Regions from separate parts of the Homo sapiens genome. Here region 2 is linked to region 1. A link is an interaction called in ENCODE POLR2A ChIA-PET data of the cell type or tissue named here. Cell type or tissue: Panc1. All regions are shown on one strand. Each heading gives the region's core, and the rest is flanking DNA. Links, peaks and the distances in the headings are about the cores only.

The links. ChIA-PET counts read pairs that join two places held together with the same protein. Peaks named below come from ENCODE experiments on the same cell type or tissue, not always from the same donor. Only the 100,000 strongest peaks of a DNase experiment are listed, where the experiment ranks them.
Region 2: POLR2A ChIA-PET joins it to region 1 with 13 read pairs; 3 of 35 experiments call an interaction of 5 or more read pairs at or near these places.

What each region holds. Positions count from the first base shown.
Region 1 is chr12:69,095,363-69,110,628 of GRCh38, forward strand. No RefSeq gene overlaps it. Among named protein-coding and RNA genes, the nearest start is that of TODL, 95 kb to the left of the region's middle. In Panc1, for the core only: no CTCF peak of the experiment used is centred there; no DNase peak of the experiment used is centred there; H3K27ac peaks cover 2,654 bases.
Region 2 is chr12:69,162,355-69,177,620 of GRCh38, forward strand. No RefSeq gene overlaps it. Among named protein-coding and RNA genes, the nearest start is that of CPSF6, 70 kb to the right of the region's middle. In Panc1, for the core only: no CTCF peak of the experiment used is centred there; no DNase peak of the experiment used is centred there.

The DNA.
Region 1 (15,266 bases), core at 5,540-10,539:
GGCGGGCGCCTGTAGTCCCAGCTCCTCGGGAGGCTGAGGCAGGAGAATGGCGTGAACCCGGGAGGCGGAGCTTGCAGTGAGCCGAGATCGTGCCACTGCACGCCAGCCTGGGCGACAGAGCGAGACTCCATCTCAAAAAAAAAAAAAAGGAATATGCATCTAAAATGGGATTGTGGCTAAAGAATAGAAAGAGACAGAGCAGATGGAGGATATGGAAGAATGGAGCAAAACAGGGGTCAGAGATGAATGAAGGTTAGAGTAGAGAACAGTGTTTTTGAGGCAGGAAACGGGAGGTTGTTTGCGAAAATCTTCTAAAGCTCATCCAACAGCTGGCATTTTGCAAGCTCCTGAAATTGTGAGTGAGGCAAGCCAGGACCATGGAAAGGAGTTTGGAATGGACCAAAGGTGGAGCCCTTTAAGTAGCAGGATTGAGGGGACTGGAACTATAGTGAGAAGTGGGGCTGGAAATTAGCAGCAGAGAGGCGATCACTGTGTTATAAGAACGAGCGAGCTTTTTGAGCAGAAAATAACAGATAGCAGATGGGTGGACCAAGGACTAATCTTGGAGCCTCTAGAGGGATACCGTCTAGACCACAACTGATTCCACAGCTGCGGTGGCAATGTGCCAACAAAGAAAGGGGAGAAATTCCGCTTGGTGAACAGGCCAAGGGGATCTCTAACTTTCCAGTTATGCCCAGGCTTTGCATGATATCTTGACCTTAGAATTAGATGAGACACCAATTCAGGTAATTCCACATCCACTCTTCTTAAGGTCTGACAATGCCTCCGGCAACATAGTACCTTTTCTGTGTTTCTTTTTTCTTTTTTCTTTTTTTCTGGTTCAGTATTTGACTGCTTCTTGGGGGGTGGCTACTATGTCTTAGCTGCAACCTTCAGCCCTAGCCAAGATAGATGTGACTTTCTGCAGCTGACTTCAGGATCCCTGTTACTCTCTAGCCTCAATCTGGGTTTTTGCGCAAGCGTGGGATGGGAGATGCATGAGATGTTTTCAAGAGAATGTTTGTGAGAGGATATTCCAGCCTCCTAGGTGCACATTTTTGGGGGGGCCTGTCCCAGTATCAATTGACAGAGAAAAAAAATGTTTTTTTTATCAGTGACCCTCTAAGTAGGCAACTCTATTGTTTTTTAAGTTACTCTTAGGTTTCCAATAAAACTGGAGTAGGATCCAAATTTTTATCTCCAATGCCAAAATCCTCCCTAACTCCAGATTTTCCTCTCAGGCTGCTTACAGAATATCTTTGCCTACATGTTCCACAAACACACCAGACTTTACTTGCTGAAAAGTGAGATCAGCATCTTTCTATCACATCTGCTTCTCCTACATGTGTCTTATCTTGCTTAACAGAAACACCATCCAATTAGTCCCTGAAGCTAGAAACTTTGATTCTGCCACTCTGTGGCAGATGCTGGCCACAAATTTATTTCCCATTCCTCCTGTGCACAGGGGGAGTGGGAAATGAGTAGTATAGTATAACAATAGAGAGAGAAGAATGAGGATGACTCATTAGAGACAAGCATAGAAAAAAAGAGCTGGTAAAAGAGTTTTTAAGTTGAGAAGAGAGCAAGGGGAAGATTGGGGTGTCTGTTCTGTAGGCTTGTTTGCCAAAACTCTATTATGGGGACAGGATGGGGAAGGGGCCATTATGCTTCAACTCTCAAGAAAAACTTTGCAATTTATTTGTCTCCCTGGGCAGGATCTGGTATGTGTACAGACACAACTTAAATCCAGTCTCACACTGACATAATAGGAATGTTAAAAGGATCTTATAGAGAGGAACTGGCTCGTTTCTTGGTGTACTAGTCAGGGTTCTCCAGAGAATTAGAACCAATAGGATATAGATAGAGGGAGAGAGATTAAGAGATTGAAAGAAAGATTAAGAGAGATTTATTTTAAGGAATTGGCTCATACAATTGTGTGGCTGGCAAATCCAAAATCTTCAGGGCAGGCAGCAGGCTGGAAACTCAGGCAGGGTTTCTATGCTGCAGTCTTGAGGCACGATTTCTTTTTGTTCAGGAAACCTGTCTTTGCTTTTAAGGCTTTCAACAAATTGGACTAAGTCCATCCACATTATAGAGGGTAATTTGCTTAATTTAAAGCCTACTGATTCTAAATGTTAATCACATCTAAAAAATATATTCACAGCAGCATCTAGACTAGTGTTTGACCTAACAACTAGGCACCATAGCCTTGCTAAGTTGACACATGAAATTCATCACCACACTGGGTAAGTGCATTCTCAGTAACAATCCCTTTGGAAGCTGTGACTTCCCTTCCTCAGTCAAGGAGAACTTTATACTGCTCTTTCCACCATGCACAAAGGGAAAAACGAGTCCTGCTGTCAACCTCCAGCCAGCAAAGAGGCACAGAAGAAGAGAGTGGAAGACCTCAAGGAAGACTGCCTGTGGGGGCCAGACCTGGAAGTGACATATATCACTTCCTCCTGTTCTGTCAGCCATACCTAACAGCGGTGGAGCCCGGGAAGCATTGTTTAGCTGTGCACAGGAGGAATGGGAAATAAGTTTGTGACCAGCATCTGCCACAGAGAGGTAGAATTAAAGTTTCTAGCTTCAGGGACTAATTGGACAGTGTTTCTGTTAAGCAAGATAAGACACATGTAGGAGAAGCAGATGTGATAGAAAGATGCTGATCTCACTTTTCAGCAAGTAGAGTCTGGTGTGTCTGTGGAACATGCAGGCAAAGATGTCCTGTAAGCAGCCTGAGAGGAAAATCTGGAGTTCAGAGAGGATTTTGGCATTGGAGATAAAAATCTGGAGGCCTGTGGGTAGTGTAACAATAGAGAAGAGAAGAATGAGGATGACTCATTAGAGACAAGCATAGGAAAAGGAGCTGGTAAAAGAGTTTTTAAGCTGAGAAGACAGCAAGAAGAACAGGATCTTAAAAGTTAACAGAGAGGCCAGGTGCGGTGGCTCACTTCTGTAATTCCAGCACTTTGGGAAGTCGAGGTGGGCGGATCACTTGAGGTCAGGAGTTCGAGACCAGCCTGGCCAACATGGTAAAACCCCGTCTCTACTAAAAATACAAAAATTAGCTGGCTGTGGTGGTGGGCACCTGTAATCCAAGATCCCAGCTACTTGGGAGGCTGAGGCAGGGGAATAGTTTGAACCGAGGAGGCGGAGTTTGCAGTGAGCTGAGATCGTGCCATTGCACTCTAGCCTGGACACGAGAGCGAAACTGCATCTCAAACAAAAAAGTTAATGGAGGAGAAACTTTCAAAAAAGGGAGTGGCCAATGGTGTCAGATATTATAGAAAAAATGAAGAAAATTCAGAAAATGCTATTTGTCGTTAGTGATTATTTTCTGTCTTCCACATTCAAAAATCCTCTCTCAGATTGTTCTCCTTTTGGAAAAGATCAGGGTGACCAATTTACATGATGATATTAATAATATCTGGGATCAAGAGAGCAGTTGAGCACAAGCATTTGTCTATGCTCCTCATCTAAGACACCGTTCAAATGGCAGCAAAAGAATTTTTTTTCCAAATCATGATGAAAGAATTTTTAAATTTTAATTATTTATTTTTTAAGAGACAGAGTCTTGCTCAGTTGCCCAGGCTGAAGTGCAGTGGTGCAATCATGGTTTACTGCTGCCTCAACAACCTGGGCTCAAGCAATCCTGCTGCCTCAGCTTCCCAAGCAGTTGGGACTACAGGTGTGCATCACCATACCTGGTTGTTTTTTTTTATTTTTATGTTTCAGAGACAGGGTCTCCCTATGCTGCCCAGACTGGTCTCCAACTCCTGGCCTCAAGTGATCTTCTTGCCTTGGCTTCCCAAAGTGCTAGTATTACAGGCAAGAGCCACCACGCCCTGCCAGAATTTTTTTTTTTCTCTCTACAACAACAGAGAATAGGAGAGTTTTTAAATACTTCTGGAAAACAGAGTGAAGAAAAGAGAGTTCACAAAGCAGACGAAACCAAAATGAATAGCAGCCAGCCTGAATCCACAGGAGGCGCCCATCTGAGTGAAGCCAGGAAGCAGAAGTGTGGGAGTGAGGAGAGGGCCTGAGATGGGAGGTGTGAGTAAAAGACACACAGTGGAAAAGGAAAGTGCGAGTATAGAACGTGAGGCAGAGAAGAAGGGGGCGGGGGAGAGACATAAGAAGATGGAGAAGAGGAGCAGGAGGAGGGGAAGGAACAGAAGAACTAACTCATTTCTACTTAAAGCTCTAAATTGTCTCCTTTGAGAGGCATGAGAGGCTCTGACCACAGATCTGAAAGGAGAGAAGGGCCATCTCAACATTGCTGGGCTCTGCAGTGAGCACTGCTTGCCTGGGCATTACAATGCAAATTCCGTTGGCATTCCGTTGTTTTTCAGCTACTAAAACCAATCTATGGATCAATCATGGAAGATTAATTATGGTGTCACAATAAAATGTATTATCAGTCTTGGCAAGAAAAAATTAATAGAGCTCTACCATGGAAGACAGGACATGCGAAATTTCCTTATCGCTGACTTTCAAGTGACAGGTAATTCGAGAGTCACAATTGTAGATGAAACAAGGAGTGGAGGTTGAGTTGGCTGGAGGTACAGGTGAGCCCAGTGGAGGAACTGACTGTGGTGAAAGCGGGCACACAGGGGCAGTGAAATGAAGTTAAACCCTCATCCATCCTCACAGAAAGTTAAAAGGCAATATTTCAAATAGATAAATCAATAAATATTATGTATAGACATAAAAGTCAGAAGCATTTGAACCAGTCGTTAAAAGCAGCTCCCTCAGAGCTGTGGGACCAAGAGGAAGGAGTATTAAGAAGGAGAAACGCTGCTTTTATGTTTTCTGTTATTTGACTTTTTTTAACCATGTGTAAAATTGGTTGTGTTTTAATACATAAAAATGTAGAGGTCGGACGCAATGGCTCACGCCTGTAATCCCAGCACTTTGGGAGGCCGAGGCGGGTGGATCATGAGGTCAAGAGTTTGAGACCAGCCTGGCCAACATGGTGAAACCCCATCTCTACTAAAAATACAAAAATTAGCCTGGTGCAGTGGCGTGCGCCTGTAGTCCCAGCTACTCGGGAGGCTGAGGCAGGATAATTGCTTGAAACCAGGAGGCGGAGGTTGCAGTGAGCCGAGATTGCACCACTGCACTCCAGCCTGGGCAACAGAGCGAGATTCTGTCCCAAAAAAAAAAAAATGTAGACACTGATATGGGAAGAAGTCCAAGTAATGTTAAGTTTTAAAAATCACGTTGCAGGCAGGGTGCAGTGTCTCATGCCTGTAATCCCAGCACTTTGGGAGGCCAAGGTGGGTGAATCATCTGAGGTCAGGAGTTTGAGACCAGCCTGATCAATAAGGTGAAACCCCATCGCTACTAAAAATACAAAAATTAGCTGGGCATAGTGGTGCGCACCTGTAATCACAGCTTTTGGGAGGCTGAGGCAGGAGAATCGCTTGAACCAGGGAGGCAGACGCTGCAGTGAGCCAAGATGGCACCATTGCACTCCAGCCTGGGCAACAAAATGGGACTCTATCTCAAAAAAAAAAAAAAACACATTGTGGAAAGATAGATACATCATGATATCATTTATACAAAAAGGAATACAAAACAAAATAGTTCCTTACGTACTGTGGGTACATACCAAGGGGTCTTCAAAAATTCATGGAAAATGCACTCATGAAAAAAACTATGCATGCATTTTAATTTTTTGGGGATCAAAATAAACTCATACTAACTTGTTATAATATGTCTAAACAGGATCTAGCCGATGCTCTAAGAAGGATAAGACATCAGTTTGAAAAGAGCCCTTACCTTTACCAGAATGAATTCTGCTAAAATTGAAGCAAAAACAGACATCAAATTTATGGTAAAGCGTGGATGGAAGAATGGTGAAATCATTAATGCTTTACAAAAAGTTTATGGAGACAATGCCCCCAAGGGAGTCATCTGTTCATAAAGGGATAATTTGTTTTAAGAAGGGAGGAGACAGTATTGAAAATGAATCCCATCATTTCAGTGGCAGACCATCCACATTAATTTGCAAGGAAAAAATTCATTTTGTTTGTGCCTTAACTGAAGAAGATAAACAATTAACAGCACAAACAATGGCCAACACCATAGACATCCCGACTTGTTCAGTTTACACAATTCTGACTGAAAATTTAAAGTTAAGCAAACTTTCCCTTCAATGAGTACCAAAACCATTGCACCCAGATCAGCTACAGATGAGAGCAGAGCTTTCAATGGAAACTGGAAACAAGTGGGATCAAGGTCCTGAAGCATTTCTTCGAAGAACTGTAACGTGAGATGAAACATGGCTCTACTGGTATGATCCTGAAGGCAAAGCCAATCAGAACAACAGCTACCAGTGGAAGCGGTCCAGTTAAAACAAAAGCAAAGGTCAAGAGCAACGGTCATGGCAACAGGTTTGGAGGATGCCCAAGGCATTTTGTTTGTTGACTTTCTGGAGGGCCAAAGAACAATAACATCTGCTTGCTATGATCATGTTTTGAGAAGGTTAGCCAAAGCTTTAGCAGAAAAATGCCCAGGAAAGCTTCAACAGAGAGTCCTTCTCCACCATCACAATGTTCCTGCTCATTTCTTTCGTCAAACAAGGGCAATTTTGTGAGCTCCCAAGGGATATTATCAGGCATCCACCTTACAGTCTGATTTGGCTCCTTCTGGTTTCTTTTTGTTTCCTAATCTTAAAACATCCTTAAAGGGCCCCTATTTTTCTTGAGTTAATAATGTGAAAAAGACTGCATAGACATGGTTAAGTTCCCAGGATTCTCAGTTCTTTAGGGAGGGACTAAATGGCTGGTATCATTGCTTACGAAAGTGTCTTGAACTTGATAGAGCTTATGTTAAGAAATAAAGTTTATATATTTTTTATTTTTATCTTTTAATTCAATTCTTCCACAAACTTATTGAAGTGCCCTCATATGTTTGTATGCAGATGCACAGAAAATACCTGGGAAGATTTACACTAAACTGACAGCAATGTTTTTGGCTGGTGAGAGGATAGGGTTGGGGGTGGAGAACAGGTGGTCCCTGGCAGGGTCTCCCGGTCAACACTGCATAACTCACAGGGCAAGGTAATCTCTGTGAACCTGTGTGACATTGTGGTCCTGCTCAAGGGATGCTTTAGCTTTATTTGTAATGTTTAGATTTTTTTTGTTGTTTTTTTTGTTTGTTTGTTTTACAAGCAAAGCATCTTACTTTTGCGATAAAAATAAACTGAATAAGGCTGGGTGCTGTGGCTCATGCCTGTAATCCCAGCACTTTATGAGGCCAAGGTGGGTGGATCACCTGAGGTCAGGAGTTCCAGACCAGCCTGGCCAACATGGTGAAACCCCATCTCTACTAAAAATACAAAAAATTAGCCGGACATGGTGGCACATGCCTGTAATCCCAGCTACTTGGGAGGCTGAGGCAGGAGAATCGCTTGAACCTGGGAGGTGGAGGTTGCAGTGAGCCAAGATTGCACCATTGCACTCCAGCCTGGGCAACAAGAGCAAAACTCTGTCTCAAAAACAAAAATAAACATACTGAATAACTACCAGTTAGTGGCTGGTAGTTATTCAATGTATTATCTCTTCCATGAGCATTGTGGTTTTATTATGGGTCAATTCTTAACTGCAAAGAATGAATATCTAATAAAGCTGTTCAGAGATCAAGGGAAGTGAAAGAGGAAGTCATGTGGATCAGGAAGGAGTCTCGGGGTTCTTGAAGTTGCCCATGTGAGCAATTGTTAGTGCTGACCATGCGTGTGCCCACAGAGTCAATAAGGTTTCCTAACGTGCCATGCTTTCCATAAATTAAACTAGATGATTGTTCTGATGCTGAAGCACTAGACAAGCTCCACAAGAAGATCCCTGTGACTCTCTGATTTCTTTCTCATTCAAACAAAAACAAAAGCCAGGCCTGGTGGAACATGCCTATAGTCCCAGCTACTTGGGAGAATGAGGTGGGAGGACTGCTTGAGCCCAGGAGTTTGAGGCTGCAGTAAGCTATGATCACACCAGCGCACTCCAGCTGGGTAAGAGAGCAAAACCCTATCTCAAAAAAAAAAAAAAAAAAAAGAAATTAAAATAAATAGTAATAATGGTAAATTTACCATGCCCTGGTTCTCCCCCATTTAAACACCCTATTACTGTATCTGGTTCTCTGTGTCTGTGGGCCATCTTCCTAAGAAGTTCCCTGGGCAGCCTCTCTTGAAGTTAGAAAGAAGCTATTACTTGCTAACGGTGAAGAGGTGGAAAGAATGAGTGGGGTGGGGTGGGGGAGATGGGAGATGGGGAATAACTGCCGGAAGATGAAAGAGAAAAATGCAGCGAGCGACTATATTCTGGCTTAGCCCCCTCCATAAAAGCCACAGTAAAACGTATGTCTCCATTTTCAGTTTTTACCATGAAGAATCATGTATGGTTTAGAATCAATAAAAGTAACACAAATATCTGAAGAGGACATATGTCTCTTGAATTTAGAAAACATTAAAGAAACAAAGCCATAGATTTGGGTCCTAAGTCACAGTGGTCACTTCAAGATGTAATTCTTCTTTTCTTTTTTTTTGAGACAGCGTCTCACTCTGTTGCTCAAGCTGGAGTGCAGTGGCACAATCACAGCTCACTGCAACCTCACCTCACAGGTTCAAGTGATTCTCGTGCCTCACCTTCCCAACTAGCTGGGAATATAGGCATGCTCCACCATACCTGGCTAATTTTTTTATTTTTGTAGAGATGGGGTCTCATTATGTTGCCCAGGCTGGTCTTAAACTCCTCAGCTCAAGTGATCCTCCTGCTTTGGCCTCCTAAAGTGCTAGAATTACAGGCATGAGACACCACAAGATGTAGTTCTTGTAAGACTTGGTTCTCATCATTAGCCACAGATTAGTCCAGGTTTGCCACAGTTCAGATTCAAAAGAAATGTACCCTGGCCACTCTATGAAACATATTTTATGCATTTTGCTGCATTAGAAATTAAGACAGTCCCCCACAGTAAGGCTTTAAAAAATGAAGCCTTAGGCATATACAAACAAAATGGAGTTTTGACGGGGTATTATTTAACACAGATAGTCTTCATTTTACAAAGAGATAGACAGGATTACAGAATATTAAAGCTAGAAGATATTTTGAACCATCAAGTCTTTTTACAGCTAAGGAAACTGAAGCTCAAGCTGAAGAAGCTGGATTTATTCAAAATTGCCTATGTAGTTCCAGGGACACTTAAAGAATCCTCGCTGATCTATTTATTCAGACAACAAATGTGCCTGGAGCATTTACAGTGTATTAGACAGTGTGCTAAACTCTCAGTAAATGCTAGCTTAGGTGCCCATGCAGGCATTACTGGTTGATCACCACACTCTTTTCTGCCTCAGAGCACTATCTACAAGGTGTTGCAAGTAGCCAATTGAAGTGAATCTTATTTGTGGTTCCTAGATTTAGGTATTTCTTTTAATTAGCTCTCCTCTAATTTATTTAAAATACAATAAAAATTGTGGACTAGGCTCAGGAACACCTTAAATGTTCCAAGGACAGTGCCTCCACCATGACCCACAGCACAGACCTGCTAGTGCTGACATGTGCCGGGTTCATTGTCCGACTCCCAGGAGTGAGCAGGATGGCACTTTTTTGTTTAACTGCCTTGGAATCTGTGGTGTTTTTTCTCACATTTACTTCTCTAAGACCCCACAGCTCAGTGGGCCAGAGTGAAAGCTTCCTGAGGCCCAAAGTCAAAACTCTAAGATCTGTATCCCTGAACGCTTATAACAGGAGCTCAGCTCTGTCCTCTAAACATGGTTGTCTAGGGCAGTAAAAAGCTCCCTGCTCAGCTTACAGAATCAGGAATCAGGTGAGCAAAGAATCACTGTGGGCAACCAAGCATTAAAGCAGCTTACAGTTCAGACACAGAGAAGTGGTTGAGGAGGAGGTAGGAAGGGAGTATCCAGAATTAATGACCCCTTTTATAGCGAACTTGATACCTACCAAATGTGGCACTATCCCAATAGTCTACTTGTTACCTTGGCTATGGGAATATCCCTGAGGCCTCTTTCAAACATTCAATCATTCAACAAATATTTTCTGAGCACTTATGATATGTCAGGCATTCTGCTAGGCCCTGGAGAAAAAGAGATAAGAAAGCCCATAGCCTCAGGAAACCTGCAGTCTGGAAAATGTATGGAGTTGTGTAAATAAATGGATGCAAAAGAAAATTATGGACTACTATAGAAGTAATTCTGAAATTAGAGAGCTCTTGATGAAAGCAACCATATTGTAGACCAAGAGAGGCCAAATAATTTGTGGAGCACAGTACAGACTGAAAATGCCAGGGCCCTTGTTAAAAAGTTATTAAGAAGGCACTCAGGAGGCTGAGGCAGGATGATCGCTTGAGCCCAGGAGTTTGAGGCTGTACTATGCTATGACTGCATCTGTGAATAGCCACTGCATTCCAGCCTGGGTAACTTAGCAAGACCCTGACTCAAAAAAAAAAAAAAGTTATTAAGCGTATCAAGATAGCAACAATAGAGCATTAAACCAAGCAAACATGGGCCCCTTCTAAGAATAGTGTGCTGTGTGTCTACACAGGTTGTACACTCATGAAGCTGGCCCTATTGGAGCCTCTGGTCTCCAGAAGGATAAGGATCATCCCTGAGAATGCCCAGCTTAATATTTAAGAAAGGAAAAGTAGTCAGCTAATTCAGTATATTCCCTTTGCTTTTACTGCGCCAAGGGTAACTATAATATCATGAGACAGCCTCAGGGTGACACCACATGCAGACACCGCTGTGATTCTGTGTGCCTCAGTCCTACCTTCCACCGCCCCTGAACTCGGCAGGGTACTCAAAACCACATCTCCCTCTGCAGCAACTCAGGATTCACAGACAAGTGGTTCCAATATGTCTGGCTTTGGAAACTGTTAGCTGGCCAACATCAGTGTTCAGCAATATTTGAGGGTAGCCAGACACCAGGTTCAGATGTAGGTGCGCCCACTTGAAGGGGAAGAAACTAGGTATTTGAAAGGCACTAAATTATCCTTCTCACACCTGATACACACTGCACAAATAACACCAGCTGGTTCCTGAAAATGCACACCTTGGTCCGCTGGGAAACCAAGAGCAGCAAATGTTCCTAAATATGCTAACAACTCTAATAAAAGTAAAGAGTGCTTAATTAAAGAAGTAATTAGCTTGGTACATAGGAAGGGACAGATGAACATATACGCAGTGAATATACACATCAATAACTTTTAGCTTATGAGCTTGCCGTTTGAAAGAGAATACTTATTTGATAGTTCTTAGCTGGGGACTCAGTGCTCCCCACCCTCCAACTCCACTCCAGGGAGGGAAGTGTTTGATGTGAGTGAAAGCCAAGGACATAATTGGGCCATGGTATGAGGGGTGGAACATTTGATATAACTAACAAAGAGGTTTAAAGCCCTGCCTTGCCAATAACTAGTTTTTTTTTTTTTTTAATTTTAATTTCTATCTCTTTCTGTTGTTGCCTGTCTTGGGTGCTTTTTCTTATCTGTGCAATGAGTATGGTAAGAGAGACCTGGGGTGACCAGCTGCTTGGGAGGGATGCCCATCCTGGGAAGGCCAAAGGGTGAGTGGCTAAGGTCAGCTCTGCTCTGTTTCCTTTAGAGAAATGTTATCTTTCCACTATTTTTTTCTTTGAGCCTGCCCTTCCTGCTTCTTCTTGCCATGAAACTGATAATAAGCCAGGATTCAGGGGCTCAGCCTTACAGAAAGAAACCAAGTGGCTTCTTTTGTTCTAGTTCTTGTACCAAAGTGTATTAGTCCACTTTTGCATTGCTATAGAGAAACTCCTAAGACTGGGTAACTTATAAGGAAAAGAAGTTTATTTTGGCTCAGGATGCTGCAGGCTGTACAAGAAGCATGGGGCCTGCATCTGCTCCTGGTGAGGCCTCAGGAAGCTTACAATCACAGTGGAAGATGACGGGGAGCCAGCACGTCACATGGCAAGAGAGGGGCAGAGAGGTGCCACACCCTTTTAAACAACCAGATCTCGTGGGAACTCAGCGCGAGAGCTCACTCATCGCCAAGGTGATGGTACTAAGCCATTCATGAGAGATCTACCCCCGTGAGACAAACACCCCCCACCAAATCCCACCTTCAACATTGGGGATTACAATTCAACATGAGATATGGAGGGGACAAACATACAAACCACATCACAGAGGTACAAAAGGAGGGTCTTGACCTCACGTGGTTGAGCCCACCTAACAGAGTTTGAGACCCTATAGTCATAAACCTGGCAGTGGTATGGAAGGTTCTTTTCTGCCCAGCTCTCTCATGATTCCATGGCAGGGGTTCATCTCTCTGTCTTGTAATAAGGCAAGCATGACTTAGGAGTATCATGCACTTACATGGAGCTAAATCCAAGATTTCCAATACTTTGTGACTCATCTTAATTCAGTTAAATCCAGGGAGCACTTATGAGCCTAATATGGGCAATTCACTCTCTAATCAGAAGCATATTTTTATTATAGCAGTGAAGAAACAAATTTATTTAGACTTGTTTATGACAATTATTAATTCATTAGCATTATATTTGGAATGCTGTTCTGCATAAAATTAATCTCAGTCCTTTTTTAAATTTTTTTTATCTTAAACTCAGTCGTAAGGTCTCAGTCCTTTAAAAAGTAAAAATGTTATTACAGAATTTGACTTAGGCCAGCAGTGCAGGCACCATACATCAAAGCTAGCCAGCAGAATTGAAGAGAGAGCCAAAAGGCATTTGATTGCAACTGCTGAGCAAACTTAGCTCAATTTCGGTCCTTCTTAGCCCCCTCTCAAGGCCCAGCCTCCCTTTTTCCTGTGATTCTCAGTACTGGCACCCAGCATGCAACCCCCTGGAGGTCACAGATCCTGTTACACATTCTTATTCCTGCTCAACTCCGTCTTCTCCCAACCTAGCTTCTATTTACACTGTACCCTTTGAAATTCTTGTTCTAGTGCCAAATATTTAAAAACAGTTCTCTATGCTCTTAACCTTTTCACTCACTATGTCCTCCACTTTCTGGCTTTAACTGAAACTTGGATTTCCCTGGAGAATTCTGTGTCCCTGCCACCCTCTCAAGTGGAGCCAGCTCATTCTTGTGCACATGGTCTCACTGATGGCCAGAGGTATTATCTTCTGGCTCTAGGCTTCTACCTGCAGAGCACCACTCTTTCACATTCTTTCAAAACCCCTTTCTTAAACAAAATTTATATCAATCAGCTTTCCGTCTATATTAGTTTCCTATTGCTGCTGTAAATAGGCTTAAACTAAGTGGCTTAAAACATCACAGATTTGGCCGGGCTGGGTGGCTCACACCTGTGATGCCAGCACTTTGTGAGGCCCAGGTGGGCGGATCACCTAAGGTCAGGCATTTGAGGCCAGCCTGGTCAACATGGTGAAACCCTGTCTCTACTAAAAATACAAAAATTAGCTAGGCGTGGTGGCGGGCACCTGTAATCCCAGCTACTCAGGAGGCTGAGGCAGGAGAATCGCTTGAACCTGGGAGGCAGAGTTTGCAGTGAGCCGAGATCGTGCCACTGCACTCCAGCCTGGGCAACAGAGTGAGATTCTATCTCAAAAAAATAATAATCATCATCATAGATTTATTATCTTATAGTTCTGGAGGTCTATAAAAAAGTGGGTATCACTGGGCTAAAATCAAGGTGTCAGCAGGATTGTGTTCCTTCTGGAAGCTCTAGGGGAGAATCTGTTTGCCTGCCTATTTCAGCATCTAGAGGCCACTTGCATTTCTTAGTTAATGACTGCTTCCTCCACCTCTGAAGGCAGCCATCGCTTCACTCAGTCCTCTGTTTCAGCTGTCATCACATCTCCTCTAGCTCTTTTGCCTCCCTTTTCTGTCATTTAAGAATACTCATGATTACATTGATCCCACTCCGAGAATCCAGGATCATCTCCCCGTCTCAAAATCCTTAATTTAATTACTCCTGCCAAACCCTTTTTAGATATAGGTTCTAGGGATTCAGATATGGACACTTTATTCCTCTTTCAATTCCTACTGCTTCCACCCCTGGAAAGCCCAGCCCCGTTCATCTTCTACTTGGAGATCTGTCTTCAACCCTTCCATTATCTTCAGTGATGTCTAGCTTTGATCTCTCTCTCTCTCTCTCTTTTTTTTTTTTTTTTTTTTTTTTTTGAGACAGGGTCTCTCTCTGTCACCCAGGCTGGAGCGCAGTGGTGGCGAGATCTCAGCTCACTGCAAACTCCATTTCCCAGGTTCAAGCAATTCTACTGCCTCAGCCTCCCAAGTATCTGGGACCATCGCACCTGGCTAATTTTTGTATTTTTAGCAGAAACGGGGTTTCACTGTGTTGGCCAGGCTGGTCTTGAACACCTGACCTCAAGTGATCCATTCGCCTTAGCCTCCCAAAGTGCTAGGATTACAGGTGTGGGCCACCATGCCTGGCCTGGCCTTGATCTCTTGATTCGTTGATCTCTTTTGTGTTTTTCTTAATCTCTAACCCGTCTAGGTCGCTATTTTTTGGTGGCAACCCCAGGCCTTGTTCTCACTCATGCTTCCTCCAGCTCTTTGAGACATCCCGCTCAGGCTACGCTCTCCTCTTTCCCTGGTGTTTTTCTCACTAAAGGTGCTCTTTGACCCCATTAAGACCTGTAGTTCCTCAAATCCCTGTCTACAAACAAGCTCCTCTCTGGTTCATCACTTCAGTGACATTTTTTTATCCACAGTGCCACTTCCTTCACCTCCCTTAGCCTCCTTTCTCTCCTTCCTCTACTGACCCAGTCCCTGGAAGAATTGTTTGGGCTTCAGAGTTGTGTGAGGGAGAATCTTGTCATGGCACTTCCTGGGACCCCTACAAGCTTGATTCATCAAACCTGTTCAACAGTGCTTTCTCTGTCTCTGGTGAGTTCCCTCTTGCAGCACCGTATTGGGAATTCCAAACACTGCATATAACCTCCACATCCCTCACTCATAGCACATAATGTTTTCTCAGACTCCAAAGAGAAAGACCACATGAGTCAGAAGTCTTCTGCCATTTCTAAATCTACCTAAAATACATCTCTTGTTGCTGCCTTCCTGTTAGCTTAGAGGTAGAGGGGTCTTTCCTTCTTTGTAAGGCCAACCCCTGCTCCTGCGTGCTGAATCTCCTCTCCATCAATTCCTCCTCTTTCAAATGTCAGAAGTCTTTATCCATTTCTCTCATTCAGAAACACAATGAAGTTTTCCTAGTCTCAACATAATCCTTCCCTTTGCCTTCACCTATCACACAAGCTACTGACCCTATCCCTCTCTTT
Region 2 (15,266 bases), core at 3,831-8,830, 65 kb after region 1:
GCCACATACTTTCGGTCATATTTGTGTTTCAGGATGTAAGCTCACTGAACTGGCTTCCTTGGTCCTTTAGAAGACTAAACAAATAGGCTGGGCACCTATAAACAAATAGGCTCAAGCCTGTAATCCCAGCACTTTGGGAGGCTGAGGTGGGCAGATCACTAGAGATCAAAAATTCGAGACCAGCCTGGCCAACATGGTGAAACCCCGTCTCTACTAAGAAAATACAAAAATTAGTCAGGCTTGGTGACATGCACCTGTAGTCCCCGCTACTCAGGAGGCTGAAGCAGGAGAATTGCTTGAACCCAGCAGGTGGAGGTTGCAGTGAGCAGAGGTCGCACCACTGCACTCCAGGCTGGGTGACACAGCGAGACTCCACCTCAAAAAAAAAACAAAAAAGAAGACTAACCAAATAAAAAAGTTGTAGGAAAATGTACAATTGATGTAGTTTAAGTTGTGGGAAGTGAAAGGCCTAGTTATTAAAAAGAAAGTGAGCCAACAATAAATTCTCTAAATTTGTTTTACTTGAGAAAAGAAATATAATCTTAATTAAAAAAAATAAATCTGTAGTAGCTCAATTAATACAAATAAATGGAGACTTTCTTTACATAACCCTTTCCATTTTCAGAAACAATACTATAATCTTTATAACTAGGTTAATTTTTTTCACTAATAGAATACATTATCTCATTTTCTGGTTATATTTCTATACTCAAATCAAGGCTACAAGCTCCACACTTTGTCCTAGCCTTGATCTGAAACCTTAACAGATCCTGGGGGCCTGGATCAAGCCAACAACGGTGGGCAATAGAGGGGAGGGGAGCAGATTGGAAAACTGGTTATCTGGTGGAATCCATCTATAACTGAATACAAGGACGTCTTAGTCTGTTCCTACTGCTATCACAAAAAAATTTAGACTGGGTAATTTATAAACAACAAACATTTATTCCTGACAGTTCTGGAGAATGAGAAGTTAAAGATCAAGGCGGTGGCAGATTCAGTGTCTGGTAAGGGCCTGTCCTTTTTTTTTTTTTTTTGAGACAGAGTCTTGCTCTGTTACCCAGGCTGGAGTGCAGTGGCACGATCTCAGCTCACTGCAACCTCCTCCTCACAGGTTCAAGCAATTCTCCTGCCTCAGCCTCCTGAGTAGCTGGGATTACAGGTGTGTACCACCACACCTATCTAATTTTTGTATTTTTAATAGAGACAGGGTTTTCACCATGTTGGCCAGGGTGCTCTCAAACTCCTGACCTCAAATGATCCACCTGCCTTGGCCTCCCAAAGTGCTGGGATTACAGGCGTGAGCCACCGCGCCCAACTGGGCCTGTTCCTTATAGATGGCACTGTCTATGTATTGTCACATGGCAGAAGAGAAGGGCAAAAGGGGCCAACAAGCTCCCTCAGGTCGCTTTACAAAGACAGTAATCCTATTCACAAGGGCTTCACCCTTATGATATAGTCACCTCCCAAAGGTCCCACCTCTTAATAGCAACACAGCAGGGATGATTAGGTTGGTGCAAAAGTAATTGCGGTTCTGCCATTACTTTCAATGGCAAAAACCATGATTATTTTTGCACCAACCTAATAAATTTCAACGTACACATTTTGGAGGAACACAGACATTCAGACCACAACAGAGGGGTGAAGAGAAAAGTTTTTTGATCTTCAAATTTCCAGCATAAGTGAGCGGGTGGAATAGTGGCTTGACACTGTCAACCATTGCATTAGGATGTCTATTCTGAGAAGGCTTGTGCAAGAAGATGGAGATTCTATTTGTGGTTTGTGACCCAGTAGGGTGGAAAAGGTTAGTAGACAGATATGTGAAGCATTAAGATAAGAGGCTTGGACTAGAGCTATAGATGTGGGAGTGAACTAAGCCAGAAACAGCAGCCTTTCTGGTTTCAAGGATTGGTGAGAATGAGGACTGGGACTCAGGATAGGCTACTGTTTATCCTGCAAAAGATGTACACCAACAGAAAGTATGTGGAGGTGTGAATTGACATGGCTCCTTAGCCCCAAGTTCTGTGGTCGCAACAGTCCACAGGTGTGAGGAATCTGTAGGTCCTCACCTACAGAATGGTAGGCTCAGTCCACTCTCTTTTTTTATTTTGTTTTGTTTTTGAGATATGGTCTTGCTCTGTTGCCCAGGCTGAAATGCAGGTAGAAATCACAGCTCACTGTAGCCTCCCTGGCTCTCCTGAGTAGCCAAGACTATAAGCATGCACTACCATGCCTGACTAGTTTATTTTTTGAAGAGTTGGAGTCTTGCTATGTTGCCCAGGCTGGTCTCAAACTCCTGGCCTGAAGCAATCCTCCTCCCTCAGCCTCCCAAAGTGTTGGGATTACAGATATGAGCCACTGTGCCCAGCTCAGTCCACTATATTTTCTTCTGTTTTAGGCAGGGTTTGGGTTGCAGGTGGTAAAGAGAGGGGGAACGTTCAAATATCCAGCTTGTCTCTATATAAAGAAACTCTTGCCACACTGTAGTAACAGACTCCCAAATTTCATTTCTTGCTACACCGTTGGCTTATCTGACCTTTCAGTCTTCCCCCAAGGATTTATCAGGATACAATAGTGTGATCTGAAATGGCCCCTTATCAACTAAGTAGACCCTAAGATTAGGGAAACAAAAGTTACCTATAGGTTGAGGGATCAGGGCCAGGCTGGCATGGCAAATTTCTCAATTCCTACAGCTCCAAGAACAACCAAACTCTTGTTAAACTCTCTAATAATGGGAGCTATCAGGCCAATTATTAGACCCCTTCTAACTCTGATTTACAACCCAGACCACTGCAACTCTGATGGACAGAGGATTGGCCTTACAGAGATTCTTTCCTGATAAGCAACTGCGACCCTTAAGGCAGCTTCAGCCATCTTATAGAGGCTGCACCGTCTATTTTGTGTCCTATAGTTGAACTTTTGACAAAAGAGCCAAATTCCATCACATTTTAATGCTAAAATTCCACCCAAAAGTAATCATGGGATGTATGTTTTATATATATATATGTTTACCCATTGCTCATGCATTGCTCACAAATACGCATAGCTTTTCTCCCAAACCTGCTGGATATGTACGACTTCAGGCCCTGTAAGGTGTAAAACCCAACCTGCCCTTCCCCTCCTCAAAAAGAGAGCCCCCTTAGGTCCACACTGGAGACTTTCTCGTCCCAGTTGGCAAACTGATATGGCCAATACAGCTCTCCTTTCTACTATGTAGCCATCTGGGTTGTCTTTTGGGTGACAATAGTAATTGAGACTTTGGGCTTGAAGAAAATCTCTGTGGAAAGGTAGGTAAAGTGAGAAAGGAAACAGCCAGAGATGGGATCCTCTGGAACCCTAACATCTAGGAGCAGAAAGAGGGACTGCAGAGGGAACTTAGGTTTACAGAGAAATAGAAAGAAAAATGGGGGTGAGAGGAGGAAGTGGTGTTCCAGAAGTCAAGGGGTAAGAGTTTCAAGGAGGTAGAATGTTCAACTGTGTTCAATGCTGCAGAAAGCAATTAAATAGGGGGCAAGAAAGTCTATGAGTTTGGCAACTAGGAGGACACCATGACCTTGGCTAGACCAGTTTTATTCTTCCAAGCCTGAGAGCAATGCTTTACTGAGAAGAGCAGAGGTCAGGATGGGAGCTTGCTTGTGTTGAGTTGGCAAAAGAGGGGGTCACAGGATTCAAGAATTTTTCTCAGCCCAAAATATATAATTTGTTACATATATTATGTAATATATAATTTATATTGAAACTGTTGGTAGGTGTTAAATCACCAAGTAATTTATTGTCTACCCAGATGCACGGGGGTGAGAAGGGGAAGAGGATACACTGCAATTCTCAGTGCTTGCAGCAGGATAGTGAGTTTACAGGTATGTCCCCGCTTTTCTTCTTCTTTCTTACCCCCTCCTACTTCTTCAAATATTTAATCATATGCTTTTTTTAAAAAGAAAAAAAATTTAAACATAACAAAAATATATCTTGCAAGGTATTCATTGACAGTTACCCTATCGAATAAATTCATGAGAGCCCATTGTTTTGGACTAAGTTCCTGCACTAGGGCCCAGCAGACCAGACCAAACCAGCATGAAGTCAGTTGTGCTAAATGTGTCATAATCAAACTGAATTTTGAAATGGGCCAGTTTTCAAAAAGAAAAAATAATAAAATAAAATAAAACAGAGATTCACAGCAACCAATCAGAAGGGGCCCAGGTTACCAAAGGGCATGATAAGAAAGTTCCCTCTGTTTTGACTCTATAAGGAAGATAATCTTGAAATGACCAATCTGCTTCTTGTCCTTTGTTTCTGTTTTCTTCAGCTCTTGTCTGCCTAGAAAGCCAATGCCCTCTGCTAAGCTCAGCAGAACACTTACTCTATTTTATACAATGAGATGTTGCCCAATTCTAGAAGAGCAAATAAATGCTGATTAGATCTTTAAAGTAATTTTGTCTTTTGACACTTCAAATGAGTAAGGAATGACAAGAAAGTATTGTTTCCAATGTTATTTCAAATTTTCAGTTAGATATATTCCATTATAGTTGATCTGCATTTGAACATCAGAAGAAAGTATAGGCCGGGTGCAGTGGCTCACGCCTGTAATCCCAGCACTTTGGGAGGCTGAGGTGGGAGGATTGCTTGAGGCCAGGAGTTTGAGACCAGCTTGGCCAACATGGCGAAACCCTGTCTCTACCAAAAACACAAAAATTAGCCGGGCGTTGTGGCGCATGTCTGTAATCCCTACTACTTGGGAGGCTGAGGCAGGAGAATCTCTTGAACCTGGGAGGCATAGGTTACAGTGAGCTGAGATCATGCCACTGCACTCCAGCCTGGGAGACAGAGCAAGATTCTGTCTCAAAAAACGAAAAACAAAAAAAAAAAAAAAAAAGGAAAAAGAAGAAGGAGGAGGAGGAGGAGAAGAAAGTATAGGACACTGAAATCACCAACATGCGGATTTAAACCAGTAAACTCTTAATCCTAGCTGCATTTTAGACTCACCTAAAGAGCTTTGGAGAAAATATTGATAACCAGACCAATTCCATCAGAGTATCTGGGGCTGTAGCCCAAGCATGGGTATTTTTAATGTTCTCCAGGAGATTCTATGTGCACTCAGGGTTGAAAATAGCTGGATTAAGCTAGGTACATAACAGCATTGCGTCTGAAATTCATTGCATTGCATTTTCGTCTCCACTCCCCTATAGGGGTCAAGGCCCTATGTCCTCTCAAGGTTTGCTGAGAAATCGCTGACATGAGGTAGAATTGATTAGTAGGAGAAAAGGCATACAAATTTACTTCACGTGTATATAAGGTAGCCTTCAGAATGAGGACCCAACCCCCCCAGTGAGGTACAGAAGCTAATGTACCATCTTGAGGTTATAGAAAGAATGAAGGCTCAGAGCTCGGCCCAAAACAGGTTACGTTGGTAAATCAGGTTTTAGTGGCAGGATAGGTTACGAGAGGGAGAGGGGAAGAGGCTTGGCTAGCAAAGGGGTCCTCCTTATGTAGATGAAACCTCACAGGTAGCAGCCTGCAGAGAGAACAGATGATGTATGTTTCTTTTCAGACTTTTAAAGGTGTCAGTCTCTCAGCTGATCTCTCCTAGTTCTGGAAAAGGCCTAGAAAGGGAAGGCCTGGCTGCATCAATGGAGATTCTCTACAGATGCAAATTTTCCTCACAAAAGACAGCTTTGCAAGACACTTGGCTGGCCCTGTAGCAGCCACTTCAAAATATGTCAAAGAAATGTATTTTGGGGTAAAATTTTTTTATTTCCTTCACTCCCTTGCCAGGCCAGATCAAGCCACCCTGACACACTTTCAAAGCATCCTTTACTGTCCTGGCAGTCTCTAATTAATTCTGCATGTATTTGTGTGACTTTTCCATTAATATCTGCCTTCTCAACTGGTCAGATGGCATTATACCCAGCTCTAAGCACAGTGCCTGACACATAGCAAGTGCTCAATAAACATCTGTCAAATAAATAAACTGGTATCAAAATATTTACAGATGAGATGATGGCTATTGAGAGGCTTTTTTCCTCTTCAGATCAACTGAGGCAGGAGAATAGGGTCTGGAGGCAAGGAACATAAGGCCGATTCACGCTGACTTCCTAGAACTAAATCAAATGGAAATGCTTCGGCAATGACAGGAAGGTGAATGGCTTTGTAACTTCACTTCATCCTCTCCATTTACATAGGCTACACACACTGAGTAACATCTTCTCCATTTACATAGGGCGCATACTGAGTAAATGACTTTGTAACTGGACTTCATCCTCTTCATTTACATAGGGCATACACCAAGTAGCCAATGGGAGACCTCTAGAGGGTATTGAAACCCCAGAAAATTCTGTAACTGGGGCCCCTGAGCCACTTGCTTGGGCCCACTCCCATCCTGTGGCACGTGCTTTCATTTTCAATAAATCTCTGCTTTTGTTGCTTCATTCTTTCCTTGCTTTATTTGTGTGTTTTGTCCAATTCTTTGATCAGAACTCCAAGAATCTGGACACTGTCAACCAGTAACACAACCAGTTCTCTGATTCTCCAACACCAGCTTGAGTATGCCACAATTCAATTTGATTGTGGTGCCAGCTGTCTGGAGCTAGCTCAGACTTCGCAGGTTTAAGAGCTCAGTCACACAGACTGCACTCACTTCAGAGGCCAGTCACAAGGATCCAGTCTCCAGGTTATCCATACTCCTGTCTGAGTTGGCTACAAAGCTGGGGGTTCCTACAACCGCCTCCTTCAGGTTCCATAATTTGCTGGAATTGTAACCATAAGAAGTCTGTGCCTGATGCATACAGCAGGTCAATATGCTGAGACACCAGGTTGCAGCAGAGAAAGAGGTCTAATCATAGTGTAACCAAAACACAAGTTTAGTCTTTCGCTGCTTGTGAGGCAGGAGAATAGGGCCTGGAGCAAGGGAACTTAAGGGCTTTGTAGAACTAAATCATATAGAAACACTTCAGCTATGACAAGAAATATCCTCTTCATTTACAGACGGTATACACCAGGTAACCAATGGAAACCTCTAGAGGGTATTTAAACCCCAGAAAATTCTGTAACTGGGCTCTTGAGCCACTTGCTTAGGCGGCTCCCACCCTGTGGAGTGTGCTTTCATTTTCAATAAATCACTGCTTTTGTTGCTTCATTCTTTCCTTGCTTTGTTTGTGCATTTGTTCAATTCTTTTTTTTTTTTTTTTTTTTGAGACAGAGTCTCGCTCTGTCGCCCAGGCTGGAGTGCAGTGGCGCGATCCCAGCTCACTGCAACCTCTGCATCCTGGGTTCAAGCGATTTTCCTGCCTCAGCCTCCTGAGTAGCTGGGATTACAGGTGCCTGCCACCATGTCCGGCTAATTTTTGTATTTTTAGTAGAGACAGGGTTTCACCATGTTGGCCAGGCTGGGGTCTTGAACTCCTGATGTCAGGTGATCCACCCACCTTGGCCTCCCAAAGTGCTGGGATTACAGGCGTGAGCCACCGCGCCTGGCCTTGTTCAATTCTTTATTCAAAACGCCAAGAACCTGGACACCAGTAACACTTGCAGAGTCCAATTAATAAGATCAAGATTTGGTATAAAGTGAGTTTTTATTCCAGAGCTAGCTTAGGGAAAGAAGTACAGGCTTCCTGCTCTAAGGGCTCTGCTTTGCTTTTGGAGGAGAAAGTAGGCACTTTTAAAGGGGAGTGCCGGGAGTAGTGGCTCACGCCTGTAATCCCAATATTTTGGGAGGCCAAGGCAGGCAGATAGATCACTTGAGCCCAGGAGTTTGAGATCAGCCTGGACAACATGGCAAAACCCCTTCTCTACAAGAAGTTTAAAAATTAGCTGGGCATGGTGGCACGTGCCTGTAGTCTCGGCTACTCAGGAGGCTGAGGCAGGAGGATCATTTGAGCCTGGGAAGTTAAGGCTGCAGTGAGCTGTGATTGCGCCTGCACTCCAGTCTGGGTGACAGAATGAGACGTTCTGTCTCAAAGAATAATAATAATAAAATAAAAGGGAACTTGGCATGAATGGCACACAGGAAAGGGAAACGCAGGTTGGGGGGTCCACGTGACTGGCTTTAGTGCTTTATCCACAGGTGCCATTATGGGGAGAACAAGGTTGTATTTTTCGTTGTAAATTGATGGTTGTCTCTCAAGGCAATCTCCTGGTGAGAGACCGTTCTGCTCTGCAGCTTCTAAGCACACAGTTAGATAAGCTTGCCCTGCAGGGAGTGTCTGGTGAAGGGAAGGTAAAAGGTTATAATTGCATTTCTAAACAGCTAAGTAGGAAGTAGGGAATAGAAGAAAAAGGAGAAAACAGAAAATAAGAAATAAAAAAGAAAAACATAATAAAAACTCATTATCTTTCTCTTAGAAAAATGGGGGTACTCGGTTAAAATAGGGCCTCCAAACAAGGAGACGGGTGGAAACCTTGAGAGCTTGGGACTGTGGCTTTTAAGAGCTTTGGAGTGGGCTGAAGTATACAGATCATCGATTGGTTGAAGAGTTCAGGGCAAAGTCATGGGACAGAAACATGAAGAAGCAGTGTTCTCATGCTGGTTCTGTTCCTCTATGGGGGTCTTCAAACTGGTTGGCATCTGCTGTTTTGCGGGAATCCAGGATCTGAAAAACATCTTAAGCAATGCTTTTTTTTTTTTTTTTTTTTACTTTTTTTTTTTTTTTTTTTTTGAGATGGAGTCTCGCTCTGTGGCCCAGACTGGAGTACAATGGTGTGATCTTGGCTCACTGCAACCTCTGCCTCCTGGGTTCATTCAAGTGATTCTCCTGCCTCAGCCTCCCAAATACCTGGGATTATAGGCGCCCGTCACCATGCCCGACTAATTTTTGTATTTTTAGTAGAGACGGGGTTTCACCGTGTTGGCCAGGCTGGTCTCGAACTCCTGACCTCAGGTGATCCACCCGTCTCAGCTTCCCAAAGTGCTGGGATTACAGGCGTGAGCCACTGTGCCTGGCCTTAAGCAATTCCTAAACAAAAGCCTTGTGATTCTTATGTCAGAGAGCTTATCTACCTTAAACAAAATCCTTATGATTCTAACGTCAGAAATCCTGTCTATAGGAACAATGGGGATGCAGACGGTCAGTATATACTGCTATGTGATTTGGGGATTACCAGGAAGTAGATCAAAGTGCAACCTGATTAATACTTTATTATAACTGTGTTTCTGTCCAGAATTTTTGTTAGCTCATGACTTCAGAATGACTCCAAACTTAGGAAAGCACTCTACTGACTTTCACTTGTTTATAATAAAGGGTACAACTCAGGAACAGCCAAATGCAAGAAAGGCAAGTGCAAGATATGGGGCGGGTGGGGTATGTGAAGCTTCCATGCCCTCTCCCCAGAAGCACTCTCCCTGGAGGCTAGGGGTTATTATGGAGGTTTCATTTCTGTGGGCATGATTGATGAAATCATTGGTCATTGGTGATTAACTCAATCTCCAGCCCTTCTCTCTCCAGAGGTTTTTGGAGTGCAGGGTCCTGAAGCCACTTAAGATGAGCCCTCAGCTACCAGCCATTTTGTTCAGCATACAAAAACACTGATCACTCCAGATATTCCATTTTAGGAGCTTCATACATATTATACCTTTCAGGGAACAGTTTTGTTCCATCTTCCCTCCCACGGCAGGCCAGACTGGCCCGGGAGGAGAAATGGAGCCTTGGGCAGGACCGAGGCTGGAGAAAGCCAGGGCCAATGGGATACACACCCAGGAGAGGGCTCGCTGGGAAGCCAGGAAGAGTCTAAAAGCTGCAAATCCTAGAAATAAGAGTGAGAACAATAGGAGTGTGAGGTTTGCAAAGGAGGCGCAGGAAGCAAGTTCAGAGGGAGGTGTGAAGAGCTCCCACCCCCAGGGCTGAGAGCCTTTCACGAATGCCCAAGGCCAAGTTCTGAACAGGGGGATGTTAAGGGCACCTGTACTGTTCAGATGAGTTCCAAAAGGGCCCTTCCAATGCTGAGATTCTATGACACTTATTTACATAGTAACAGGTTTAAAAAAAAAAGAAAAGAAAGACTATGAAAAAGTACAAGGTTTCATTTTCATAAATAAAACAACCGTAATCACTGAATTGATGTTATGTTGGAAAGTTCTCTGCTTCTAGAATATGCACAACTAAGGGGAAAGATGGCTTGAGATAAATGATAAATATGATGCCTTATTTAAAGAACATCTTAAGTTTGTAACAGCTTCCAAAAATATAGTATGAAGAAATGTGTGTTATATAATCCTCATTTCTTAAATGACTCAGATACATGATTGATTTAGTATTTAACAGTGGTTCAACATTTCAAAGGTTGATTCTAAACACATTCACGTATTGCTGCAGATATTTCCTATCTAGATTCAAAGTCAGAACTCACTGAAGAATGCCAAGGACACATGAAGAACATCCCACAGCCTGTAAATTAAGGGACAGCTTGTCTTTACTTTCACACAGCCATTTACTTCTTTCATTTAAGACATTTGTCTGAGTTGGGTCATTTGGTACAAAACCTTGTAGATAATAGAAGAAATTAGCAAAAATATTAGAAATAAAGCTTTTAGAATTGTTTGAAAAGGGACAACAAATATAGAAAGTCATTTTTAAGTAAACAACTAGAAATAAGAATTCTAGGTAAATTTTTAAAAGGTAATAAACATCATTTTCTGAGACCTTCATTGTGCATAGTATATTTTTAATGTTGTGGAACTGAAGCCAAGATAGAATTTTACAATTTCTAACTGGCTCAAGAGAAATTGCTTCCATAAGGAAAGGTTTTCTCATTAGGTGTGAATTCTGTTTTTCAAAACGATTTAAAATTAAAGATGTGTATTAACAAAGCCAAACAGAAAAGATAGCAGGAGCAATTCTTTTAATCATTGGAAACACAGCAGTGCAAAGAGTGGACAGGCAATGTTAAGTTTACAATCCCTTAAAGTACCTTTAGTAGTATTCATTGCACACAGGAACGCACTCCTCCTAATATGACAGGCTTTCTCTCTCACCAAAACCTTTCATACTGGAGCAAATAACAAAATGGAGTGTGTCTTCCTTCTGCTAGAGTCCCCAGTCTGGTGTGAATATGGCTGACATTGTTTTCTGCTGGGAATGCAGGATGTCGTTCGACACGCAGTTGCACATCCCATCTCTGGCACTTCTGTCTGAGCCTGTTTCTTTGCTGCTGTCCAGGCCTTTCCCAAGATAGGAGCAACCATATCCCAGCTTGCTGCCTGCCCTGTCACTTTGCTGTTAGTGTCTCTGCCGTGCGACCAAGCTCCCATGTGGCTTCCCGAGCAGCTCCATTAGTATTCTCACTGTGACTGAGCCCACCGTAACGGGCAAAAGAAAATCACCAACTGCAAAGCCTGGAATACAGCTGTTCTGCACACATCTCTAGGTAACAGTCATCACAATTCAGTCCCCAAGCTGGACGTGATGGATGATAAATGAGTAACACAGATGCTGCTGTTACTTAGAGGCAGACCTGCAGAAGCAGGACAGAAGTCTTGGGCAAATACACAGCAGTAATTACTTATCTGCTACTTGATTGCTCTTACACAAAAGAAAAGCAGCTCTTCCTTGTGAAAGGAGACACCCAAACTTAGAGCTAGTTTGAGTCTTGGGTCTTCCCCTATCCCCCAGTTGGGTGATTCCTGGCAAGTTATAGTATCTTCATCTGTACTGAAGTCCAGGCTTGCTGGGAGAGTTCAGGGAGCCACTCCTGGAACTGAGGCAGGAGTTGCTTACACCTTTCTGGCCGCCTCTTGATGGGCAATGTCAAACAGCTTTAAATTCTTCCTCCCTGGTTCCAATAACTGGCAGATCGCCTAGTCCATAAGCCACAGGGTCCTGAACTCCACAGTTCTTTCCTAGCACCAGTTCTCATTACTGGACTTGGTGTCTATAGTATTCGTGAGTTAATTCGGGATATATTTAGGGTTCCCATTACACTCCAGGTACTGAGCAACACAGATACAGTCTCTGCACTCGTGGAAGTTACAAGTCAAAATAGAGAAACAGGCAATCCAATAATGATTTTTTTTTTTTTTTTTTTTTGAGACGAAGTCTCTTTCTGTTGCCCAGGCTGGAGTGCAGTGGGGTGATCTCGGCTTACTTCAAGCTCCGCCTCCCGGGTTCACACCATTCTCCTGCCTCAGCCTCCCGAGTAGCTGGGATTACAGGCGCCCGCCACTACAGCCAGCTAATTTTTTTGTAGTTTTTAGTACAGACGAGGTTTCACCATGTTAGCCAGGATGGTCTCTATCTCCTGACCTCGTGATCTGCCCGCCTCGGCCTCCCAAAATGCCGGGATTACAGGCGTGAGCCACCGCGCCAGCCCCAATAATGATATTAATAAATGAGTGACAAGCTGGGAAAAGTGTTATGAAAAAGAAGCACAGGGTGCTATTGGAATGAATGCCTGGGAGACCAGGGTTTCAAGGAAGGCTTTTCCAAGGAAATGACCCTTAGGCACAGAGTTGAAGAATGAGAAGGCATTAACTAGATGAAGGGAGGCTGGGAGAAAGGTGGCCAAAAGTATAGCATGAAGAAGTCAGAGAAAGCGGAGTAGCTGGCTTGGCCTGGAGACCATGTTTGGGATTTGAGTTCTGTCCTAAGAGTGATGGAAAATCACTGAAGGATTACAAGCAGGGTGATAGCAAAAATATATTTTTTTATTTTTATTTTTGAGATGGAGTCTCGCTCTGTCGCCAGGCGGGAGTGCAGTGGCGTGATCTCGGCTCACTGCAACCTCTGCCTCCTGGTTTCAAGTGATTCTCCTGCCTCAGCCTCCTGAGTAGCTGGGACTACAGGCACATGCTACCACTTCCAGCTAATTTTTGCATTTTTAGTAGAGACAGGGTTTCACCACATTGGCCAGAATGGTCTCAATCTCTTGACCTTCTGATCCACCTGCTTTGGCCTCCCAGAGTGCTGGGATTATAAGCATGAGCCACTGGGCCCAGCCCATAGATTTGCATTTTTAAAAACCCACAGTGGGGCCGGGTGTGGTAGCTCCTGGCTGTAATCCCTACACTTTGGGAGGCCTAGGCGGGTGGATCACTTAAAGTTGGAGGTTGAGACCAGCCTGGCCAACACGGTGAAACCCCTTTCTACTAAAAATGCAAAAATTAGCCAGGCATGGTGGTGTAACCCTGAAATCCCAGCTACTCGGGAGGCTGAGGCAGGAGAATTGCTTGAACCCAGGAGGCAGAGGTTGCAGTGAGCCGAGATCACACCACTGCATTCCAGCTTGGGCAACAGAGTGAGACCCTGTCTCAAAAAAAAAAAAAAAAAAAAAAAAAAAGGAAAAAGAAAACCCACAGGATATTGTGGGAATAATATATTGGACAGGTGAAAGAGTAGAAGGAGGCTATTGCCATGATCCGGGTAAGAGCTGATAAAAGCCTGGATGGGGGTGGTGACAATACACAACACAGTGCTGAATGCTGGGGCTACAGGGCAAAACAGGATGGACTCAGGCCCTTAATGGAGTTTATGGGGAAGACATTAAACTGGTATTCACAGCTAGGATGAGTACAGTGAGGGGTACAGAGCTCTGCAAGTGCTCTGAGCAAAAGTTCTAGAATATCCTTCTGGTACTCTATTGCCTCCTGGTCCTGGAGCCTGGCCTTGGAACAGCCCTTCCAAGAGTAAGCCCATGAATCCCAAGTAGTGGCTCACTGATAATCATCTGGATGGTGACTTCCATCCAGGTTTCTGAGTATCACTCTTTTTGGATTTCACCTCCTTAAAAAAGTGGGAACCTGCTAATGAAACCCTGCTCCAAAGAGTTAAAAAAACCAATGACTAACAAAAATTCTTACATTTACAGGAAGACAGATTAAAAAAAAAAAACAACAAAACACCCCACTTACTAAAACACTAAAACTCCTTCAGCTTATGAGATAACAAAACAGAATAAAATAAACTAGAACTGATGTAACTGACTGGAGTTTGCACAGCACAAGCTTGCTGATTTCACAGCCTAGATTTCTACCAGCTATTTCATGCCAACTCCTCCCAAATTTACATATGGGACTCATAAAAAGACATAAAAAGATAACTGTGCATGCCTGAAGACTTCCCAGACCTCCCTTTCCTTCTACCAATCACCTACCAATCCTAGAATCCACCCCCTAAACCTTCCTTAATAAAATTACTGCCTTAAAGCCAGCTTAGGAAAACAAATTTGAACTAGTCTACTGTCCCCTTGGGAGTTGACTTACAATAAAAAGCTTTTCTTTTCTCAAAAACCTGGCATCAAGTATTGACTTCTAGCACATTGGCCAGTGAGCCCCTTTTGCTTGATGACACTAAAACTGCCCAACGGGTTCTTCCCACCTGCTGCACAAATAAAGACCACAGCCTTGCAGTAAAGAAAATTTAATTGACTCGAGGTTGGCCATGCTACACTGCAGATAGGGATAGAGTTATTACTCAAATCAATCTCATCTCAGGCTCATAGGTTAGGGGTTTTTCAAAGGCAGTTTGGAAGAAGGGATTGGGGTGGCCATGCAATGGGTGTTTGCTGCTAATTGGTTGGGGAGGAGATGAAATATAGGGGGTTGAAGTTATCTTCTTGAGCTGAGTTGCTTCCGGGTGGGGCCGCAGGAGCAAAGTTGGCATGTCCAGGTGGAGCCATGGGTGTCAGACATGGAAAGAACCTGAAAAATATCTCAAAGGGCCAATCTTACACACTACAATAGTGATGCTATTTGCAGGAATGGCTGGCAATCATTTATGTCTACACCTTAGCAGAATTCAGGCTCCTCTCCTCTTAGCCTGTTGGTGGCCTTTCATTAGCTTAACCACATTGATTTTTTTTTTTTTTTTTTGAAACAGAGTCTCACTCTGTTGCCCAGGCTGGAGTGCAGTGGCACTATCTTGGCTCACTGCAACCTCCACCTCCCGGGTTCAAGCAATTCTCCTGTCTCAGCCTCCTGAGTAGCTGGGACTACAGGCCCTTGCCACCACGCCTGAATAATTTTTGTATTTTTAGTAGAGACGGGGCTTCACCGTATTGGTCAGGCTGGTCTCAAACTCCTGACCTCAGGTGATCTGCCTGCCTCAGCCTCCCAAAGTGCTGTGATTACAGGCCTGAGCCACTGCGCCCAGCTGACCACATTGAGTTTTGGGGAAAGACTATTATTAAATAGGCCTGATTATTTAATAATAGGCCTTGATTATTTAATAATAAACCATAGGTTATTTAAACTATAACCTAACTCAGTGGTCCCCAGCCTTTTTGGCATCAGGGACTGGTTTTATGGAAGACAATTTTTCCATGGAGAGTGGAGGGGATAGTTTCGGGAT